Regions from separate parts of the Homo sapiens genome. Here all the other regions are linked to region 3. The links are chromatin contacts, found by Hi-C or POLR2A ChIA-PET in ENCODE. All regions are on one chromosome and are shown on one strand. The core of a region is the stretch at or near the end of the contact, and the rest is flanking DNA. Distances in the headings are between cores, read along the strand shown.

What was found. Hi-C counts contacts between places; a loop is a spot of excess contacts on that map. ChIA-PET counts read pairs that join two places held with the same protein, here RNA polymerase II (POLR2A). Pooled maps may share reads with other maps.
Region 1: a loop to region 3 is called in a map of CD14-positive monocyte, with 2.0 times the contacts of the local background. The contact joins the enhancer-like site here to the promoter of LINC02937 in region 3. A Hi-C loop is called at or near these places in 1 of 168 maps with a recorded cell type or tissue (CD14-positive monocyte), 3 of 37 single-sample maps with no recorded cell type and 6 of 50 pooled maps. POLR2A ChIA-PET finds 5 or more read pairs at or near these places in 2 of 52 experiments (activated CD4-positive, alpha-beta T cell and activated CD4-positive, alpha-beta memory T cell).
Region 2: a pooled map shows a loop between it and region 3 (3-fold over the local background). The contact joins the enhancer-like site here to the promoter of LINC02937 in region 3. A Hi-C loop is called at or near these places in 2 of 37 single-sample maps with no recorded cell type and 9 of 50 pooled maps. POLR2A ChIA-PET finds 5 or more read pairs at or near these places in 4 of 52 experiments (MCF 10A, activated T-cell and activated naive CD4-positive, alpha-beta T cell).

What each region holds. Positions count from the first base shown.
Region 1 is chr9:91,297,017-91,299,787 of GRCh38, reverse strand. It overlaps AUH (AU RNA binding methylglutaconyl-CoA hydratase), which reads left to right. Exons shown (of 10, transcript NM_001698.3): 5 at 1,712-1,804. Among named protein-coding and RNA genes, the nearest start is that of AUH, 64 kb to the left of the region's middle. Within about 2 kb of position 1,352, at least 3 of the 41 ENCODE cell types and tissues checked have a DNase peak (open chromatin) inside an H3K27ac peak, as active enhancers do; they include CD14-positive monocyte, where a contact is called at or near this core.
Region 2 is chr9:91,394,607-91,397,306 of GRCh38, reverse strand. No RefSeq gene overlaps it. Among named protein-coding and RNA genes, the nearest start is that of NFIL3, 28 kb to the left of the region's middle. Within about 2 kb of position 1,331, at least 5 of the 41 ENCODE cell types and tissues checked have a DNase peak (open chromatin) inside an H3K27ac peak, as active enhancers do.
Region 3 is chr9:91,161,998-91,164,697 of GRCh38, reverse strand. It overlaps LINC02937 (long intergenic non-protein coding RNA 2937), which reads left to right and starts at 1,418. Exons shown (of 6, transcript NR_184105.1): 1 at 1,418-1,693. All of the region lies in intron 2 of LINC00484 (long intergenic non-protein coding RNA 484), which reads right to left. RefSeq lists enhancers at 1-11, 1,409-1,458.

The DNA.
Region 1 (2,771 bases), core at 103-2,602, 140 kb before region 3:
GAGAGTCGGTAACCAAAGTCATTACATTCTACTTGTAGTAGCTCAGGATGACCTTGGGAAGGACTCAGTTTAACTTGCTGTTTTATATTTTTATTGATTTTTCTTTTCTTTTTTCCAGATAAAATTCACTAGATATTGTTTGCACATTAAACTCATTTCCAGACTGCAAACCCTGACATAGCTGTTATTTTTTTCACTAAGTGTTCTGGAAAGCACATTTTGAATTTGTCCTGTCCTTTCAAGTCCCTCCCCACCCCCAACCCCTAAATGTTCAGACAGGTACAGATAGTGAAATACTGCCTGTGCAAAAGCCCCTTCCACGCCTGCTCTTCTGGGAGTGCTTCAGGCGGCAGCTGTGTATATGTGCTCCTTCCTGGCCTTTTCAGACTTGATCTTCAATAAGTGATGAATTCCTTTATTTATGAATAAAACTCAGTGTACTTCAGCAAATTTGTATATTTTAAAAGGAGTCAAGGAGTGAGCCTCTGGGGGATTTTACATATCAGAATGGAAGAGAGAGATTTTGGGGGATAGTACCTTTTTATTGTTTTTGTTTGTTTGTTTGTTTTTTGAGACAGTCTCACTCTGTCACCCAGGCTGGAGTGCAATGGCACGATCTTGGCTCACTGCAATCTCTGCCTCCTGGGTTTACGCGATTCTCCTGCCTCAGCCTCTTTGAGTAGCTTGGATTACAGGCACCCGCCATCATGCCTGGCTAATTTTTGTATTTTTGTAGAGATGAGGTTTCACCATGTTGGCCAGGCTGGTCTTGAACTCCTGACCTCAGGTGATCCTCCCACCTCGGCCTCCCAAAGTGCTGGGATTACAGGCGTGAGCCACAGCGCCCGGCCGATATTACCTTTTTAAAATCCACTTTCTGTTATATATTAACATTGGCCAGCCTTGCTTCACATTCCCATAGTCAGAAATAAAATTAATAGAGTTCTGCTTTTCAGAATAACTAATAAAACCAGTCACTTTTTGAACTGGTTATGAAAATGAAATCTGTATGTCATAATTTACAAAAGTTGTATTAAAATAATACTCAATTTCTGGATTCAAGCAAGTTGAGCTTTTAGTTCTGTGACTGGCTGACCCCTTTCCAGGCATGCTTGTGAGCAGGTTCTCAGGGCATCTTGCCTCTGAAGTGGAAGAGCCTGATTGTTTTCCAGCTCCCATTCATAATGTTAGGGCTCCTCACTAAATGACAGCTCACGGGCCAATGCCACAGCAACTACTTGGACAGTTTCTTTCTTGTTTGAGCAGATGTCTTTCTTTGAATGAGACTCTGTCATTCCAAGCACTGAAGTAGCCCATAAAGGATCATAAATTTCACAATTATGTATAAGTCATTTCAATTTGAACTTTGTATGAACCAAACATCTTGTGAAAGACTTCTGGCTCTAAGATTAAGAAATCGTAGAACTGTGATTCTGTTAATTCAACAAAAAATGTTTATGAAAGTAATTCAATAATATGGGAAGATTTAAAGATATTGCACATACATGTGATGGAACACTATACAGTAATTATATAATGTTTTGAAGAATAATGATGGAAATGCTTATATTTTGTTAAAGGTAAAAGGGATACAAAAGTCTGTATATGATCTCCCATTTAAAGCATAAATTCACAGAAAAAAATTAAAAATGAATTACACAGTGAGATAATAATCTTATTAAGGAAGCATAAAATTTTCTTTCCATTTCAGCTAATCTTCCAGTACCAACAATTGCAGCAATAGATGGACTCGCTTTAGGTGGTGGTCTTGAACTGGCTTTAGCCTGTGATATACGAGTAGCAGGTAAGAATTAATCCTGTTAAAAACATAATTTAAAAAAGTGAAGGTTGTGTTTACTCTTCAGGTAATTTTAAATATTTTATTCTGCTTCCTGTTGTTGAGTAGAATATTTTCAAAAAGTCACTTGTTGGTCCTAATGGTGTTTTCGAAATTCCCACCTGAAAAAAGTCTTGTGTTGTTTCTTGCCAGGATTTGGGTCAGGTAGAACTGAGTTTGAATCTTAGGTCCTGGACCAGGCGCGTGGCTTGCACCTCTAATCCCAGCACTTTGGGAGGCTGAGGTGGGAGGATCACTTGAGCCTGGGAGTTTGAGGCTGCAGTGAGCCATGATCGTGCCATTACACTCCAGCTCAGGTGACAGAGGGAGACCCTGTTTAAAAAAAAAAAAATTAAAAAGGAAAGAAAAAAAGGAAAAGAATCTGAGGTCCTCCCTTTTTTAGGCCAATATCTTCCTCTTTAGAGGAAATGGGGGAAATGACTGTTGCTGTTGTGAAGATTAAGCAATTAATCTGTGGATGTTAATCTAAGTACTAAATCACCATTTGCTACAGTAATGATAACTGAATCTCCTTGAAGTCCACTTTCTTCCTGAATGGTTTTCTGAGGATCTTATGAGGTGAATAGAAAAAGAGTGAAAAGAATTAGTGCCCACTGCTTACTGTGTGCAGTCCAGGCACCCAGTGTTATTCTAGCACTTGACATGTATTCACTCACTCCATCTGCATAACAACCCTCAGAGCAGGTACTTTGGGGCACTGGAGGAAACTGGAGAAGGGAGAGAAGCCCCAAAGAAGTGACTGAACTGAGATTTGAACCCAGACTGTTTGGCCACAGCCCACACACCTGTTACCTCATGAGAGCAACGTAGACTGATCTCCCATATTCATCGTTGTGGACACTATATCCATAGAGACTCAGCTCTGCCTGTGTCCTCGGGCTCTGAGACTGAGAACTGGGCACAGCAGACGGCA
Region 2 (2,700 bases), core at 82-2,581, 230 kb before region 3:
AGGAAAAAGCTTCTACCACTGAGCAGTTTAATGAGGCAATGGGAAACTACATAAAGTTTGGCTTTGAATCCATCAGGAATTGTGTTGATTCAAGGCACCAGAAAGCTCCTTATAGAATATAAGGCCAAAGAATATAAGATCCCCCTGTATTTTATTTTATTTTATAATTTTTTGAGACGGAGTTTCGCTTGTGTTGCCCAGACTGGAGTGCAATGGTGTGATCTTGGCTCACTGCAACCGCCGCCTCTCAGGTTCAAGCGAATTCTCCTGCCTCAGCATCCTGAGTAGCTGGGATTACAAGCATGTGCCACTACACCAGGCTAATTTTTTTTTTTTTTGTATTTTTAGTAGAGACGGGGTTTCACTATGTTGACCAGGCTGGTCCCGAACTCCTGACCTCAGGCGACCCACTCTCCTAGGCCTCCCAAAGTGCTGGGATTACAGGTGTGAGCTACCGTGCCCGGCCAAGTTCCCCCTTTAAAATTTGTAAATTCTTTCAGGGCTAGCATTCAAATAGGCTTTGAGGGAAAGCAATCACCTATTAAATTCTTTGTGAGAAACATCTCTGGATTAAACTTGAGAGGGATTCCATCTGGTCTCTGACCTTTGAGCTTCTTTATAATTACAACTGACCCCAAAGTCATTGTATTTTGCAGTTTTCTACCTTGGGTTCCAGCAGCCTTCATGATATTTGTAAGATATTAAAATTACCATCTGCTATTGCTTACTATGTCTTAGGCTTCTGATGTGATAAAAGTATTAATTATTTTAAGCAGTACATTTTTAAACTTCTTATCCTCTTTTATGAATGCTCACTAATGAATTCTTATTAAGCCATTAAGGTAAGTATGGTAATTTATTATTACATTTTTTTTCCTATAAAATGGGAACAGCTTGTCTGGATTTGCATCTATAATGGTAACAGTAGCTTCAAGAACATCTGCTTTGGTGTTAACTTCTAATAGGCCTTGCGTGGAGCAATCTGTTCTCCATGTATGGGACCCAGTCATTACTCACGTTCCTGAGAAAAGATGGCACCAAGTCAACTACTGCTGGTTTTATTTGTATTATTTTTAAGTCATTTTATTTTTTGCTGTAGATATCCTGTAATTGAAACATACTACTTACTTATAAGAATTCTACTAAAATTCCACTTCTATACTAGGACTAAAGTATTAAATTAGGAAGAAACATACATAGTACATTCAAATAATGCATATTTCATGAATCTTTGAGGTATTCTTGCCATTTGAGGAATTCCTGAAATGAGTCATAACCCACAGGATACATATCCGCAGAACTTTTGTTTTGTGACTTGCAGCAGCAAGTCGCTTACAACCAGTTTTACACATGTTTGTCTGGTTTAACTTCCTAAAATACAAATGTGGTCAACCCAATCTTCTGATTTCTTACTTTACAGACTAAGCTTTGCTATTCAAAGTGTGGTCCAGGCTCCAGCAGCGAGAATCTGACATGGAATCTTCTAGAAATGCAGACTAGCAGGCCCCTCTCAGAATCAGAATCTGCACTCTAACAAAATCCCCAGGTGATACATCATACTCATTAAAATGTGAGAAGTAAGATCTATAGGAACGGCCCCCAAAAAAGTCTGTCTTGGTGAAACTAGTGAAAAATGAAGAACCACAAAACAGTGAGTTTGTCATAAAGCTAAAGGTATCTAACGTTTTTAGTAGACAAGTATGAAATCTCCCCCTCCCTGCACTGCCACACTCCAATCTCTTTTCCATCCTCAGCGTCCTTGTTCCCACCTTGCACAACTCTGGGCCTCTGCACATGAAGCTTCTTCCATTGGGAATCCCCATCCCTGTCTGACAAACTCCTTTGAATTCTTCAAGACCCACTCAGTTTCTACCACATCTGTAAAGACATTCTCAGTGGTGTCCCTACAATGCCGTACTCATGCTGTGATTATAGTGTTTCTCACATTATATAAAATGTTGTTCATGTGTCTGTCAACACACCTAGACCATGTGCTCCTCAAAAGCAGGACTGTGTCCTCTCCGTCATTGTCTCCTCAACTCCTAAGAAAGACAGACACAAACTAGTTGCTCAATATGTTTGCTGAATGAATGTGACCTATGTGGAAATAAGCACCAGCAGAGACAGTTATTGTGAAATACTCCATTTGATAGGTTGAATGTGGTACATAGAAAGGCTGTCGGTTCAGGAGACCACTTGCTAGAAGACTTTGGTCAAGTCACTTAATCCTTCTGTGCCTCAGTTTCTTCACTTGTAAAATAAGAATACCTGATTTCTCTGAATGCATTGGATTATTCTGAGGGTAAAATGCAAGGAATTATAAAAGAATCTTTAAAAGTTAAAAAGCAGGAACATCAAACACATGGTTAAACATCAATATGAGGCAGTAATCTTTTTTTTAATGTACCATTAGAATGAAGACATACTATATATGAGTATTTGTGGCTCTTTTGGTTTTCTAGAGCTGCTGTAACAAAGTCCCACAGTCTGGAGGCTTAAACAACAAAAAATCTATTTTCTTGTAGTTCTGGAGGCTAGAAGTTTAAGATAAGGTGTTGGCAGGGTTGGCTCCTTCTGAAGCCTCTCTCCTTGGCTTGCAGATAGATGACGTCTTCTCCCTGCATCTTCACATGGTCTTCTGTGTGTGTCTGTGTCCTCTAACTCTCTCTTTTTATAAAGACACCTGTCAGATTGGGTGAA
Region 3 (2,700 bases), core at 169-2,668:
ACCCTTTCTTACCACTGCGTCTTCAGACTGGGGTTGCTTTCTCTCCATCTCACCTTCTCCTGTACCACCTGAGGTACTAAATCTTCCAGGAAACCTTCCTTGAATGTCTTCTGACATCCCAGTGAGGGGCTCCTGATATTCACTTCCATAGTGCTTTGGTCACCTACTGCAGCATAAAACCACTCCAAATTGAATTGCTTTGCTCACAATTGCACAGGCCAGGGATTTGGGCAGGGCTTGGCTAGGCGCTTTTCACAAGGTGGGTCTCCTTTGTGGATGCTGTTTGATGCTGTCCTCTGAAGCCTCCACTGGAGGCTGGAGCTGCCTGTCCAAGCTGGTGGCCTGACACTGCTGCGGGGAGGCACAGGTGGCACTTTGATGAAAGCACCTACACGTAGCCTGTCTCTGTGGCTGGGGCTCTCTCACGGCGTGGTGCCTGGGCTCTGAGAGAGGGGGTCCTGAGAGCAAGTGCTCCAGGAGACACAGCCGAAGCCACGGAGCTCGCTGTGGCCTGGTCTGGAACTTTCACACACCACAAATGCTGCATTTCTGTTGGGTCAAATGTGTCACATAAGTCTGCACAGACTCGGAAGGAGGAGACTTACAGCACCATGCTGTGGCAGGGACAGCAAAGACTGTGTGGCCACGCTTCCTCTATCATGCGTGGCCAGGGTCTTCCCCACCACGACTCCTCCCCTAGGCTGTGCCATCTCACAGGGCTGCCTCCAAGCACATGCCTTCCCCAGCACCACACTCAGTGCTGGCCCTGTGAACACATCTGTGGGACTGATGGAGTAGAAACCTGCTTCAGCAAAAGTCGGGGAGTGGCAAACCTGGGAATGTAGAGAAGCACTCTGTGTGCAACACGTATTTCTTACGTACGCAATGATGGCTGAAGTCCATGCGGAGTTTATCACTACTGGTCAGTTTCAGAGTGTAGGTCAGAACCCGTGAGCCTTCCTTGCCAGAACAGTTTGGAGTGTCACACGAGGACTTCAGCCTGGACACCAGAACCAGGTGGGCAGTGGGGCCCATCACGTGCCACTGTAGTGTGAAGGGACAGGGTCTGCCTGCTGGTCTGCCCAGGGAGAAGATACTCCTAGCTCTTCAGGCTCCTACTCAATCCCCTGACAGCACCCCTTAGCGAAAAGGCACCACCCTCGGCGTCAAGCGCATCTCTGAATGAGGGTCATGGTGAGCTTGTGTTAGGAAAATAGCTCTCTTGCCAATACGCAGGCAAAGTAAGCTTCTGCAATTCTCAAAGTCCCGAGTTTGCAGAATTTTATTTACAGCAAAATGTTGGTTTACCCACAAACATCCTGCTTGGCTAAATATATCTCCTGCTCCTAGAACAGGACCTGTGGTTTTCAAGCATGGGTTTTGGCCTCCCTTCAGCATGCTGGCATGCATGTGCCCTGCTCTTTCTCCTGTGATCATCGGCATGATAGGAGGCGAGTGAGGAACTCAGTGTCTTCTGACACAGGCATCTCACAACACCAGTGCAGCCGGACCGTTGTCTGGTAGGTCTCTGTGCACCCAGGAGGACCTGGGCCTGCGAGAAGTCTGGGGCCCACTGCTGGGTATGCTCGTTTCTTGAGCATCCGAGTCACCTTTACAGTCTGCGATGATTGACGAGGTCAAACAGGACTCACTTGCATTGCCGGGTCTCTGTGGCGACAGGGAGGACTTGGAGGTAGGTGTTCAGGTCAGAAGGGACAGTCCTGACTTCCTCCACCGCTGTCTGCAGAAGCAGAGGCTGAAGCCACAGGCTGCGGGGGTGGGGAGCATGCTCCAGGAAGTGGCTCTCGGTGCTCCTGTCCACAGCCTCTGCAAGGAGAGGCACAGGCCCAGGCAAAGAACACAGTATGGCAAGTGAGGAGAAGGGGAAAAAATCAAATTACACGCTGTTTCTCCTTTGATAGTAGGAAGGCAGGAGGGAAGGGAGCTATGTAGACACAGGAGACGCTCCCAGTTCTGCTGGAGCTTAGGCTGGCCCTGGAGCTAAGCTTTAGCAATCTCCAAGGGAAAAGGATTGTTTAACAGAAAAATGGGGCCGAGGAAATACTGGACTTCAAATGAGAAGAAACTTTTTCAGAATCTTCGTGGCCTTGGGGCTGGTTGTCCTTCCCAGAACCATACTTTGTGGCAGTGGGGAAGTCATCTCTGATCTGAATCCTCCCCGGCCAGGATGTCAAATGGTCATTTACAGAGAATTAGTAACTGACAGGGAGAGGAGAGAACACCCTTCTTTGCCTGTGAGTGATGGCTGAGTCACACGCAGTGTGCGGTGATGGGCAACCATTATTTTTTGTTTGCTGAAATAATTTCATGGTGCAGATTGGTAGGGAGAGTTCATTTTTGAGAAAAGTCAGTTTCCTGTATTTGAGCAAAGAAACCACAAATCATTCTTTAACATTAGTAAATTTCTGTAAAGCACGAGTTGTCCTAAGTGAGGTGCGAGTGACACGAATCTTTTCCTCAGGCACAGAACTGTCATTCCTGCACTCTTGCGAGCCAAGGGTTAAATATTCAGGAATGTTCTGCCACCTGTTCTCAGGCAGCAATTTGAGCCTGGGAGGCCGCCCAGACAAGGACATGACAGCCCCCTCATGCCCCTTGCAGTTCTGAATGCCTCTCATCAATCCCGGGGTCTTGGGGGAATGGCAGAAGGATCCCCATCACAGTGGGGTCTCCCTTTTC